2 separate regions of the Homo sapiens genome follow, and region 1 is linked to region 2. A link is an interaction called in ENCODE POLR2A ChIA-PET data of the cell type or tissue named here. Cell type or tissue: PC-3. All regions are shown on one strand. Each heading gives the region's core, and the rest is flanking DNA. Links, peaks and the distances in the headings are about the cores only.

Region 1 (4,000 bases), core at 1-4,000, 290 kb before region 2:
TACTAAATGACTATTTGATTAAAGTGAAAATTAAGAAAAACTTGATGTTAAGTTACAATGAAAGCACAATATATCAAAATTTCTAGATACAAATAAGCCAGGTTTTTTTAATAAAAATGATTTCACTAAGCATTCTATTCAAAAAGACCAAAAAGACACAATAGAGTGTCCAAAGAATCACAAAAACCCCTAAACCTGGTGCTTTGAAAAATCTCAGAACCTAGACACATCCCTGGAGAAATTATTTAAAGAAAAAAAAATTAGGTTGATTGAATATCAAAAATACAGAATGAAGAAATAGAAATAATCGTAGTATGCCAGCTTAAAAGCAATGAAAGAAAATCCTGAGCAATTCTATCTTTTTCAGTCATAGTTATGGAAAGGAAACTCAGCCAAAACCTTTATTTGAAAACAAGAAGGAAGACTGGGGGAAAAACGTCCGCGTAAAGAGCTAACTTTGTTATAAATTAATGAGAATTTCCAAGAGCGGAGACAATAATGATAGGAACAACAACAAACATTTTGAAAACCTGTTCAAATATTTGCTATATAAAAAGAAGAATTATGCATAAAGATGATTTCCTCAAGTTTCCTCTCAATCGGGAGAACTGGATATTTAGCTTTGTTTACATTAATCTGAAAAAAGAAGGTGATTCATGGAAAAAGTAGATCAGAGCTGATGTCTGCTTAACTGTGCTGTGTTTTTTGTGAAAATTTTTGTTCAACTAAAAATTTACTTTGAGTTATGGGAAATTTTAGGATAGAGCTTGAATTAGGAATGTTTGTACAAATATAGAGACACAACCTTAGAAGTACTGCTTATTGAGACATGGATAAGCATGCAGACATGAAAATCAATGAAATTTCTGGAGATAGCATAGAAAACGACCACCAAAAGAGAGCCAGAGAAAGACAGCATCATCAAGTTTTAGAAAAACTGGAAGAAGTGAAACAGAGAAAGACAATAAGGAACTCTTTGTGATATTTTAACAATATGTTTCCTAGAGGCTATTTGGAAAATATGATTAATCTAGTTTATTCATGGAGGGTAGACTCATTAAAGGTAAAAAAAAAAAAAAGAAAATCAACATTATGTTTTCTTCAATATTTAGGTATAAAAATGTATTAGCTGCAACACAAGTGGTATTTATCATAGTGTTTCACTCTGCTGCCATTTAAAAATCAAAATAAAATAACTGCACTAAAGTTGAATCTTTACTGTTACAGTAATTTAGAATGCTAACTCATCACTGAGAATTCCACTGAAGTCAAAGGAAAAAATGTGGCCCCGTTTATATGTTCCAAGTTCGGATGTTTCCCTTATCAAATTATAAAGGCCTCTCTGGGAATGTGCTTATTCCTCAAATCTCAACAGAGTTTCATGTAACTGCTTGTATAAAAGCCAGAAGTTCAACATACTGTTTATTCCTCTGATCTAGAACATACTTAATTCAACTTCATTCTGGGATAAATACTATAAATGTTTGCTTTTAGGTATGAAGAAAACGTGTTGCTTTCATTTATTTTCTCTCTTTTTAATACTCATTTTTCACTCTCAAAGTCGGTAAGAAGACACAGGCCAGTTCCCATGACAATATGCATATCCAAAATTCACACTTTATTCTCAAAATTCATATTTTATTAGGAGAAACCTAAGAAAGTAACAATAAAAATATCAAACCATACATACCACACAGAGAATTCTGCAATGAAGACTTGTTTTTCACTAACTGTTTTAAATTTGAGCCCCAATTTTTATGTGCAGTTCTTGATTGTAATAAATGAAACTGAGGAAAGTTCCTAGTGAAGACAAACTACTAAAGTGATCACTGGCCTTCCTTCTCAGGATTAGATTGCATTAGTTTACTGATTACTTATCAGATGCCATTACCTGAATTTTTTAAAGCTGTTTGAAGCGCTAGCAACATGAGGTAATTTTCAACGGATACGTTTTCATTTATATCACAATTTATAAATACATTTTTACATAAATGCAATTATAATTATTTTATTTGACGCAAAAGAAATAACTAATATAGAATGATATAGAAGAGAAAGAGGTACAACTACCTATATTAAGATCTAGACTATGCCCCTAAGGAATGCTTGATGGAAGTTGATGTACAGGGCTAGAGGCAGGAAAAAAACTCAAAACTGAATTTTCAGTTTTTTATTTACATTAAAAGGAAAATTCCTAACTGTTTTTTTTTTTAATTTGCTAGTTGAAAAAAAAAAGCCAGGAAGGATTTTTTTAATCATGGAAAAACATTGGATAATAATTTCTTAGAATCAGAATAATAGTTAACAGGCATTGATGACACATGGTGCATAAACTATTACTACTTCCATAAAGGGTCTAATTCTGTAGTTCATATCTAAAGAGGAATGTATTGCACTGCAGCCCGGGCAACAAGAGCGAAACTCCATCTCAAAAAAAAAAAAAAAGAGTAAAAGTTAAAATATTATTTAGATTTGAAAAGACAATATAAGAAAATGACTCAGTGAAGAAGTATTGTCTGCCAAAAAGAACAGCCTAAATCTCGAAAATTACAGGGTAATTGTTAAGGGCCAACTTGAAAAAAAAAATTAACAAAAGCTTTAAGAAACTTGATATATACTTTAGTAGTATTGTTGGATAGAAATATATAAAGATAGAATACACTTTAATGGGGTTTTGGGATAGAAATTTCTAAAGAGAGATGAGAGGATTTTATGATTTAATTTCTCAGATTCATTTAAAAACCAGGTTTGACATTACTCAGACCGCTTACTCTGGAATTTATGCTAAATTAGCTAAGGCAAAAGATAAGATTTGGTGATGATTTTTTGCAATTATTTTATAATAGTCTCTACTCTTATCCAAGCTCTTTCATAATTTAAAAGTTTGGATACTGTTCAAAATAATATTATGTTTTTTGTTTGCCTAGTGAGAAATACAGATGGTTCTTGTTTGCTGAGTATTTGTTGCTTAAACCTCTGCAGTTACAGTGTTAGCTAGAAAACAGAAGTCCTCCCAAGACAAAACTATACAGTAATGAACTCGCTACTTATAAAATAAATCTCCACTTAAACATTAAGTATTCCATCCTATGCAACACCAATGGCCATTCTCTTCTAGTCTGTCCACATCTTTCTAGGTTGAATTTTTACTGATCATCAGGTATTCTAAGCATATTGACTACAGTCAGTCATATGGTCAAATTATGCTTCGAGAAGTGAAGTGACTTTCCCAAGGTCACACAACTGTGAAGTGGACAGAGAAAACGATATGATTTAATAGCTCACAAACTTTTCATACAACCATTGGTCATTTTAAAATCTATGTGATGATTTCCAAATATTTATAAATTGTAATTGTGGTATCCTTAAATTATCTCTGCAAGTTAAACACACCCAGTAATTTCATTCGTTTTCTCATATGAAAAGACTTAGAGTTCCCTCCTTTGCCTATTTCCCTTCCCCTAGACGTCTTTCCATGTATTAAAATTGGCCTAAACCGAGACTGCAGAGTAGGGCTTCCCCCCCGTGACAGTGCCAATCATTCTGTTACTATTGCAGTTTCAGATGACACATACATTAGAGATAGCTGCAAAACAGTCTTGACTCAGAACACATCTACAGTCATCTGAGTACTACAACTAAGTTCTATGTCCCCCATCCATGTTTACTAAATTGGTTCACTGGAATAAATACAAAGTACTTTACCTTTTTTCTAGTTAAAGATCATCTTACTAGTTTTAGTCCATAATTCTACTTTGATGATCCATGTCTCTGCTGGTTAATCATCCAGAGAATTGAACAATATATCATTATACACTCCCAGAAGGACAGGACTGAAAACCTTGCAACAGTGCACTACAGGTATTTGTCTTGATTTATTACTACTGAAAAAAATCAACAATTGCTTTTTCAATCAGCTATAAATTACTTAAATGGATATCCATTTCAAAATTTTGAAATCCTTGCTTATAAGAATAACATTAGAATTCATCAGATATCT
Region 2 (8,868 bases), core at 2,776-6,775:
TTTCCATGCATTACTCCTGCACTTCACAGATATGTGTTGAATATATAAATGTATTCTCCAGAAGGCCAATTACAGAACCAAAACTGCAAAGGGGAAGATTATACACCCAAAACACCATAGGACTTTGGTCATTTATAAATGCACAAATCTTAGGAACAGGTAAAGAATTTGATTTTGAGAATGCTCGCAAAACAAAGAGGAATAGTAGGATTCAAGTATTTACTGCATAGTTGGACTATCTTAATTAGGAAGGCATGTTTAATAAATCAAAACATTCACATGAGTACAAATGTCTTTGATGAATGACAAGATCAAAACTATGCCTACAAACTGAAACTTAAGTAATACTGTAGTAGATTCTTACAATGTTATGTTGCATCACGATCCTTTCAAAATATAAGTTGGACTTACACTAGAAGCAGAGCTTAGTCACCCCTGACACAGTTTCCAGTTGCCCACTTTCTCCTAATTCTTTAGTGTGGTTGATCCAGATATCTACCTTGCACAACGACCTCCTAGGGAACACCTTCCTGTAGGACAGCTATATACCACCTACTTGAGTTGCTCTCTGACCCTGCCTGGACTGTTCATACATATATGGCGCAATGACCATCTCTCAGTCACAGTGTAGACTACATGCAGCTCGTGCCTGCTTCCTCTAAACCCACAATTCAAAAACTCTATCCCATGTTCTATGGGAAATCTAGTACCCTTATCAACATTTCTGAGAATTCCTTGGGGTTCATATCTTCATGGTTACTCTGGCTCTGCCTGCCTGCCTCCACTAGACTACTGATGTCATTGGCATCTGATCCCCTATAACTATTCTCCTGCCCTCTGCTCTGTGACAACCAGGACATGAAAAGCAACCTTATTCCTCTGAATAACCTATAAACAGCTCACCCATAATATTTGTTCATGTGTTACATTTACCTTATGATTTGAAATGATACATAAATGTATTTACATGGCCTTTGAAATTTTAAAATTTAATATTATACTTTCTCACTGTTTACATTTATTTGACCTGCCTTCAATAATCTCTTACTGTTCATTTTCCTCCATGGATATTTGCTCTGCTATGTTACTCGGCCATGTCTGTTTCTTTCTCCTCTCTTCTTTCTTACTCTTTTTACTACTTGTTTTTTTTTGAGTCGGAGTCTCACTCTGTCCCCCAGGCTGGAGTGCAGTGGCACAATCTTGGCTCACCGCAAACTCTGCCTCCCAGGTTCAAGCGATTCTCCTGTCTCAGCCTCCCGAGTAGCTGGGATTACAGGCATATGCCACCATGCCCCAGTATTTTTATATTTTTAGTAGAGACGGGGTTTTACCACGTTGCCCAGCCTGGTCCCAAACTCATGACCTCAAGTGATCCACCTGCCTCAGGCTCCCAAAGTGCTGGGATCACAGGCGTCAGCCACGGCGCCTGGCTACGACTCTTTTTCTAATATTTGTTCATCACTTTCACAAAGAATATAGCTCTTCTTCATTTTTATTTTCTTATAACCCATGCTGTTAAGTTTTCACATTATACTGAAATATAGTTTCTCACGTTAGTTTACAAACAAGACGATTCCTCCTCGTTAAAGGAACTGTTAAGCCAGATGGTGAAAGTCTTTGCATCCAAGAGTCCTGAGCAGCTGAGGTATATGAATAACAGCTGCCTGAACCCAAATCTCCTCAAACAACCTCTAAGCAACAAGAATAAAACCACACAAAATTCTCACCTTTGGCAAAATTAGAAGACAGAAAAATATTACAAGTGAAAATTACCCATAGGTATAAAAATAAGCACCAAATTCCAGCATAGCTAACTTTCGAAGCTCTTCTGAAGTCATTCCCACAAAGAAAAGGGGTTCTGAAAAAATGCACAAGAAAGATAAGGGACAATTGAGTTAAAGCCAACCCCAGGAAGAGATAGCTCAAAGAGTCCTGATAATAATCCTGGTGATGGATTATTAATCATTGAGTTCTCTAAGAATCAATTAATCCATCCAAATCTAAATAAATGAACAAAAACTAAATTAGTACTGGGGGAATCTTATCCCTTTAAGTGGAATGTCAGCTAATAAATGTAGAAGGGATGGTAGACTTAGAAAATCACCATTTTGGAACTATTACAATAAAAATTGATGTAAGCAAAAATTATCAATGAGTACTTAAATGAGTAGGTCAAAGTTTGGGGAATAAAGAAGATTTAGGTATCTTCAAAGTATCTCTCCACAAATTAATTATAAATTACTAAGGGGAAAATAAAAAATTTGCAGTGGAAAAACCTAGCAGAACCATCTTAGCCAATCAATCGTAGCTAACATCACCAATCATGGGACAGACCAGCATCATGTTGCCTGCTGATGTGATGTGCTGAGAAGAGTACAGTCTCATGTCTGTTTCCCTATCTGACATGCATGACCTGGTTCTAAACAGAGGAAATATCAGACAGACCCAAACTGAGTGACATTCCACAAAATAACAGGTACTCTCCAAGCTGCCAAGGTTATAAGGGAAAAGACTGAGGATTTAATCTAGATTAAAAACACTCCAGGGACATGATGATTAAGCACAATTCTTACCACTGAGTTAAATTTTAGACCAGGAAAAAAAACACAGGACATTGTTGGGATAATGGACTAAATTTGAATATTGGCTCTGGAAGAGGTATTCCTATTATATAAATGGTATATATATTTTTTTACTCTGGTAATTTTACTAGTTATTCAAGAGAATGTGTTTTTCTTAGGAAACACACACTGTTCGAAAGGTTAAAAAATGTTTATTAAGAGAGTAAATGATAAAGCAACCAGAGCAAAAATGTTAATAATTTGTGAATCTAGGTAAAGAATAAAATGAGGATCATTTGTTCTATTCGGATAATCTCTCTGTAAAACTTGAAATTATGGTAAAATAAAACGTTTAAAAAATTCTTGTTCTACTTTATTAAAAATAGAAAATTCTGATATTTTCCTTTTAAAAAAATAATCTCTGAAGTTAGATAACTGGAAACAAAAATTTACAAAGCTTCCCCACAGATCCTTATGAAATAAGTTTATGGTAGAATTAAACATATCCAGGTAACTCAATCTTTTGCTTTTAAGCCAAATTAATTGAGCCAAAAACAATACAGAGCTCTTAAAACATTTTGTTGATTTTTGATAAATTAAGTTGTCCCAGTATTGCCAAAATGTTTACAACAATAATACAACAAAACTGGCCAGGCACAGGGACTGACACCTGTAATCCCAGAACTTTGGGAGGCCAAGGTGGGAGGATCACTTGAGCCCAGGAGTTCAAGACCAGCCTGGACAACACAGTGAGACCCTGCTGTGATTGCACCACTGCATTCCAGCCTAAGCAACAGAGTGAAACCCTGTCTCCAAAAAAAAAAAAAAGAAAATAAAAGAAAAGAAAAAAAATCATAAAACTAACACTCTTCAGTCATTATATGATTTTCATTATTGAAGTTTTATATTTGCTAAAATACCTGTTTTTATTGATCCATCTAGTATTAATAGGTGTAACTGCAACATGTCCTTTTGTTTATGAGCTTAAAAATATAGCAGAAACTACTATAAATTGAGGATTTACTTATGCTAGGTATGGTGTAAGGAAAATTTTAAAAATAGCATTCTGTTTTTTGATCTTAAAAAATCCTATAGGTATGATTAGTACTTTATCTATTTATAAATAAGGAACTGAAGATAAAGAAGGTAAAGAACTTAGACCTAACTTCACACAGTTTGTAGTTTGTAACTGGCAGAGGTGAGGTTCTAAACCTAGTCAACAAGGCTAGAAAGCTAGTAGGTTTCCTAGCACCCTATGTAGTACATATGCTTGCTAGTACTATTAGTAATTCCAATGATTTTTACTTTGGGATTTGGCAAAATCTCTCAGGATAAATAATTCAAAATCATCAATTGTTAAGTAATTTTCCTAGATGAATTCTTGGAATCAAGATGATAGTCTGCTTAACATACGATTCCATTATCTTATCATGTCGGACTACAGCCTGGCAAAGGTACACTGCTCTGTTGAAAAATAATTTTTAAATATACTGTTATTAATCTGGAAGAAACTGCAATGTAGGAGATCTAGAAATAGATAATATTAATTTATTCTGAAAAATTAAAAGGACAGACTTGAGTAACAGACAAAATTTCCAAATAAGCAGATCTTGATTTTGAAGTTCAGGTTTTTATTCTATTTTAATTAAAAATCTAATAACAAAATCAAAAAACCCAGAAACAAAATCCTTGCAAATATTTTTCGTTTTGAACTTCTTTTTTATTACTATTATAATTTTTTGTTGTTGTTTTTACATGCAGAGATAGGGTCTTGCGAGGCTGCCCAGGGTGGTCTCAAGATTCTGGGCTCAAATGATCCTCCCACCCCAGCCTCCCAAAGTACTGGGATTGCAGGCATGAGCCACCACACCCAGCCTGTTTTGAAATTCTTTAAGTTTTCATATGAGCTGTCAAAAAGGTTTCTAGCTACCCATTGCTTTCAGACACAGTAGCTCTATTTACGTGGCCACTGCCAGCACATGAGTCACTGAGTCAGACTGTGACATGCCCACAGCATATCCCATTATTTAACTCATTGACTCAAGGAACACATAAGAAAAAATACACAGTCTACAAATTAATCACTTTAGCAAAATTGGCTTTACACATATTCCAGGATACGTGCATGATTAAGCAAGCTATATTTATGTCAGCAGAGAACTATAAATAGAATATTTATTTAGAGTCATCTTATCTAAGGAGATGTCTAATTTTTGTTGAATTTACACCTCAGATGTCAGACTCAACAGAAAAACAGGCAAGACATGCAGTTTTGTTTTATCTTCCTCCACCAGCCCCAATGCCAAATGTCACATGACACACACACATATACACACACACACACACACACGCAAAAAGGTTGTATTTCTCCGGTAGTCAGAATAGCAATAGCGAATTCAATGGTTCTATGAATGTCTGGATCATGTTTTGGAAAGAAGTAACACTTCTGCAGAAATTTTGTTTCCCTGTTTCTCTTAGATTCAAAGAGCTGGCAAACTGCCAAATCGGAAATTCTGCAAACTGGAAGTGCAAATTGTGTTATTTGTATTGTAATCTTTAACATGTGTCATTTCAATGATTCCCAAATCACACTATGAATCAAAATTAAAACTAAAAATGCAGGTTTTGATAAAATAGGATTCAATGGAAATGTAAAATTACATTTTAGCACAGTGTCCTCCATTGAATATGTTTCCTTCTTTCCCTCTTCCTCTTTTCAGTTTAGTCTCACACAGGTTTTAGATTTTATCTGAGGTTTGAGAGTAAAGTGTTGCATACCTTCCAAAAAGCTTTTGCCTTATTTCCAATTATTGCAATGCAATATTAGATAAGAATCCAAATAAGTGTGATTTATGGGTATTGTTACATTTATCTGGAAAAAAATGCAAACTTAAAAGTGTTTGACAGGGCTCACCACATGAGAAACATCTAGACCCTTCTAGCTTGTCAAAGAAATGGAAGACAATTGAAAGAGTTTGTAGTAAAGCGTGGAAAGGACCAATTTAATGATTTTGTTAAAAGAAATGAAAACAATTATGTCATTATAATATTACTGCTATAATATTATATGTTATATGTTGTTATAACAGAAAAAAGTCAACATCTTTCATCATTCATTTTTGAAATTAACTTCTGTCATACAATTGAACATTTGTTTTTGCTTCCTTTTTTTTCTCCAAATATTTGGGTTTAGTTGAGGTTCTGGAAAAAACTTAGTGTTTTACTTTAGACTAAATAAGCTTAAAATTCACTCAATATCAGCATAAAAACTTTTACCGGAACATTTTGCATAGGACCATATTCCTGTTTTCCATAAATTTAATCTACTAAAATCTAAGAGCCAGATCAGAATTCTTTTTTTGGCAGGCGAGCTTAGAGAAAAATTAAAACAATCAGATTGTTTTCTTGAGTCTCTATAAGCATACCTCCTCTGCACAGTGAATTGAAAATCCTTTTGCTTCCACATCTGATAAATAATACAATTAGTAACTCTAATAATTTTTATTTTTGATGGAATGAAAATGCAGTCATCACTTTGTGAATTTTTTTTTTTTTTTTTTTTGAGACATGGTCTTGCTCTGTCCCCCAGGCTGGAGTGCAGTGGCACGATCTCAGCCCACTGCAACCTCTGCCTCCTGGGTTCAAGCGATTCTCCTGTTTCAGCCTCCTGAGTAGCTGGGGCTACAGGCAGCTCCTGTGCCACGATGCTGGCTAATTTTTGTATTTTTAGTAGAGACAGGGTTTTACCATGTTGGCCAGGCTGGTCTCAAACTCCTGACCTCCAGTGTTCCACCCACCTCAGCCTCCCAAAGTGCTGGGATTACAGGCATGAGCCACCGTGCCCTTCTGCTTTGTGAAATAATTTAAGTGAATTCACATGCATGCAACTTCTCCCATGTGTGAAGCAAGTCAAACACAAGAAACATGATCTCCACATTCTGAACAGTAAATGGAATGTGAATATGGAATGAACAAATGTAATTAAACACTTATTCACTGGAAATGGACATATAATGACAAATATAAAAAGAAAAAATATGTAAGAATAATGTACCTGTACTCAAACTTGTCCTTCAGGCAATATTGTGAGAAATTTCTCCACTAAACCCAATGAGGAAACTGAAGAAAGTAAAATATTAGCATCCAATTTTCTTATGAGTTGATTCAATAAGCATTTACTAAATTCCATACAAAGTTTAAAATAACAATTCCTGCAGTCCTAGAGCTCTCATGGTACAGGAGAGAGAAATGTACACAGAAATTTACTGGTGTGGTGAGTACCACAACTTAGATGCTGACAGAGTACAGTGGGAACACAAAAGTGGAAATATGTAATCATGCACACAGACATCACAGAATATTTCATAAAGAAGGTAAATTTTCAGTTGAGTGACATATAATTACAAGGAACTCCCTAGACGGTTGCAGGGGAAAGTAGTTGCAAAGATATGGAAGGGAAAAAGAACATATCGTATTTTAGAAGATTTCTAAATGTTTTAGCACATGTGGAATATCTGGAGTATAAACAGAGAGGGAATAACTTTGCCCATTAAAATAAGGAATTAAGAAGCCACCATTATTTTTATTGTTTTTTGTTTTTTTGCTGTCAAATTAATTTTTCATCTTTGGAAATTTGAAAATGGGGAAAACATAGAGAAGAAAATTAAACCTACTTCAAATTCTGTCAGCAAAGAATTGTGTGGCTTGACTACATGCTTTATTCCACAGCCGTGCTTCTAACAGCCTTGCAGTGATACTGATCTGAGGCCATGGGCAGCAAATGAGACTGTCCCCCAAGTCAGCTGGGACCAACGATACTTCTCCCAACTGTCACCAAAATGTTCTCCACTTATTTTCCACAATGATGCATTCTTTTCTCAGTCTTGGTGCCTTCTGGATAATTAAATTTTCCCTAGATTTGGATGATATTTCCTTGATTTTATGGTATGTGATTGTTGTTTTCTACTCTTGGCACCAGTAAAGGTAGTTCTCTTTTTTATTATTATTATTTCCTATTGTTTTTCTCCTAGCGTATGACCACTTGTTGAAAAAGGGTTTTGCTCTTAAAGGAAGCTTTGCCAGAAATCCAGAGCACATTTTCTCCTTTAGTTCAGGATTATACATGTAAGTGGCACTGCTGGGTCAAGCAAGAAGTACTATTGAAAGGGTTTGGTATAGAGGCAAGTCGCTTTCTGAAAAAATGTCAATTTTCATGCCTATGATGGCATGTGAGATGCCATTTTCTAGCATGCTTACCGACAATGGGTGTTATCTTTTATTTTTGCAAAGAGTTGAGGGATTTTGAAGAATCATGGTGATAAAATCAGCATTTAACTTTCTTGCTGTCACTCTTCCCGCAGCGTAGAGGATACGCTGAGCATACAGGGTATGGTCTGGTTTGCAGGCCAAAAGATAAGGTAGGTGGTTTGTGAAATAATGTAGATGAGAAAACATAACCAAGGAAGTGGCAGGAAGAAGAAGAGAGATGGAAAAAAATTTGAGAGACAGGAAGGAAATATAAATATAGTAACCAAGAACACGTTGCTAAAGGGGGCAATAAAAATAATTCTGAAAATCGCTGGTCTCTACAAAGCACTGTACACATATTAGTTCATATAATTCTCACAAATTTAGAAGATAGGTGTTATTATTATGATTTTTCAGATTTGTAAAATAGGTTAAAGTAGACATTTAGAAAGTTGTATTATAATGATTGTACTCACTTGTATATAGGAAGCAAGATAATACATATAGCTATGCATTGAGTGTGAACTGCTTGTGAGACATAATCATATAGTTAAGTAGATTCAGGGAAATGTGGATTTGGAATTTAAGACAGAGAGAGGAATCATAAAATTTAAAACTTGACAGTCATTAGGATATCTGGTTCCCCCAATAAATCTAAGTCTTAAAGTAAGGCAAACCTTATTTATGAGTTTTATACATCAGATATATTATATGAATATAGCATGTCTCTTTCTCTCAAATAAGTAAACTGCCTTAAAAAAAGATAGTATCTAATCTACATACTATGTGAAGAGCAATACTATTTATGCAGGAAAAGGATAGGAGGGAGAAAGCAGAGAATAATACCACCAAGGACAGATGTTCGCAATATGTAAACTGAGTAAAGTTCCTTGAAGGAGTGAGATTTAAAAATATATATCTGGGGCCAGGCACAGTGGCTCACGCCTGTAATCCCCCAGCGTTTGGGAGGCCAAGGCAGGTGGATAACTTGAGCTCAGGAGTTCGAGTCCAGCTTGAGACTAGCTTGGGCAACACTGGGAAAGCCCATTTCTGCAAAAAA

Evidence for each region. Peaks named below come from ENCODE experiments on the same cell type or tissue, not always from the same donor. Only the 100,000 strongest peaks of a DNase experiment are listed, where the experiment ranks them.
Region 1: POLR2A ChIA-PET joins it to region 2 with 5 read pairs; 2 of 35 experiments call an interaction of 5 or more read pairs at or near these places.

What each region holds. Positions count from the first base shown.
Region 1 is chr4:174,707,047-174,711,046 of GRCh38, reverse strand. All of the region lies in intron 5 of GLRA3 (glycine receptor alpha 3), which reads left to right. Among named protein-coding and RNA genes, the nearest start is that of GLRA3, 120 kb to the left of the region's middle. In PC-3, for the core only: no CTCF peak of the experiment used is centred there; no DNase peak of the experiment used is centred there; H3K4me3 peaks cover 606 bases; H3K27ac peaks cover 426 bases.
Region 2 is chr4:174,419,490-174,428,357 of GRCh38, reverse strand. MIR4276 (microRNA 4276) reads right to left here and starts at 4,563; the gene lies at 4,494-4,563. In PC-3, for the core only: no CTCF peak of the experiment used is centred there; a DNase peak (open chromatin) is centred at 4,537; H3K4me3 peaks cover 367 bases; H3K27ac peaks cover 1,573 bases.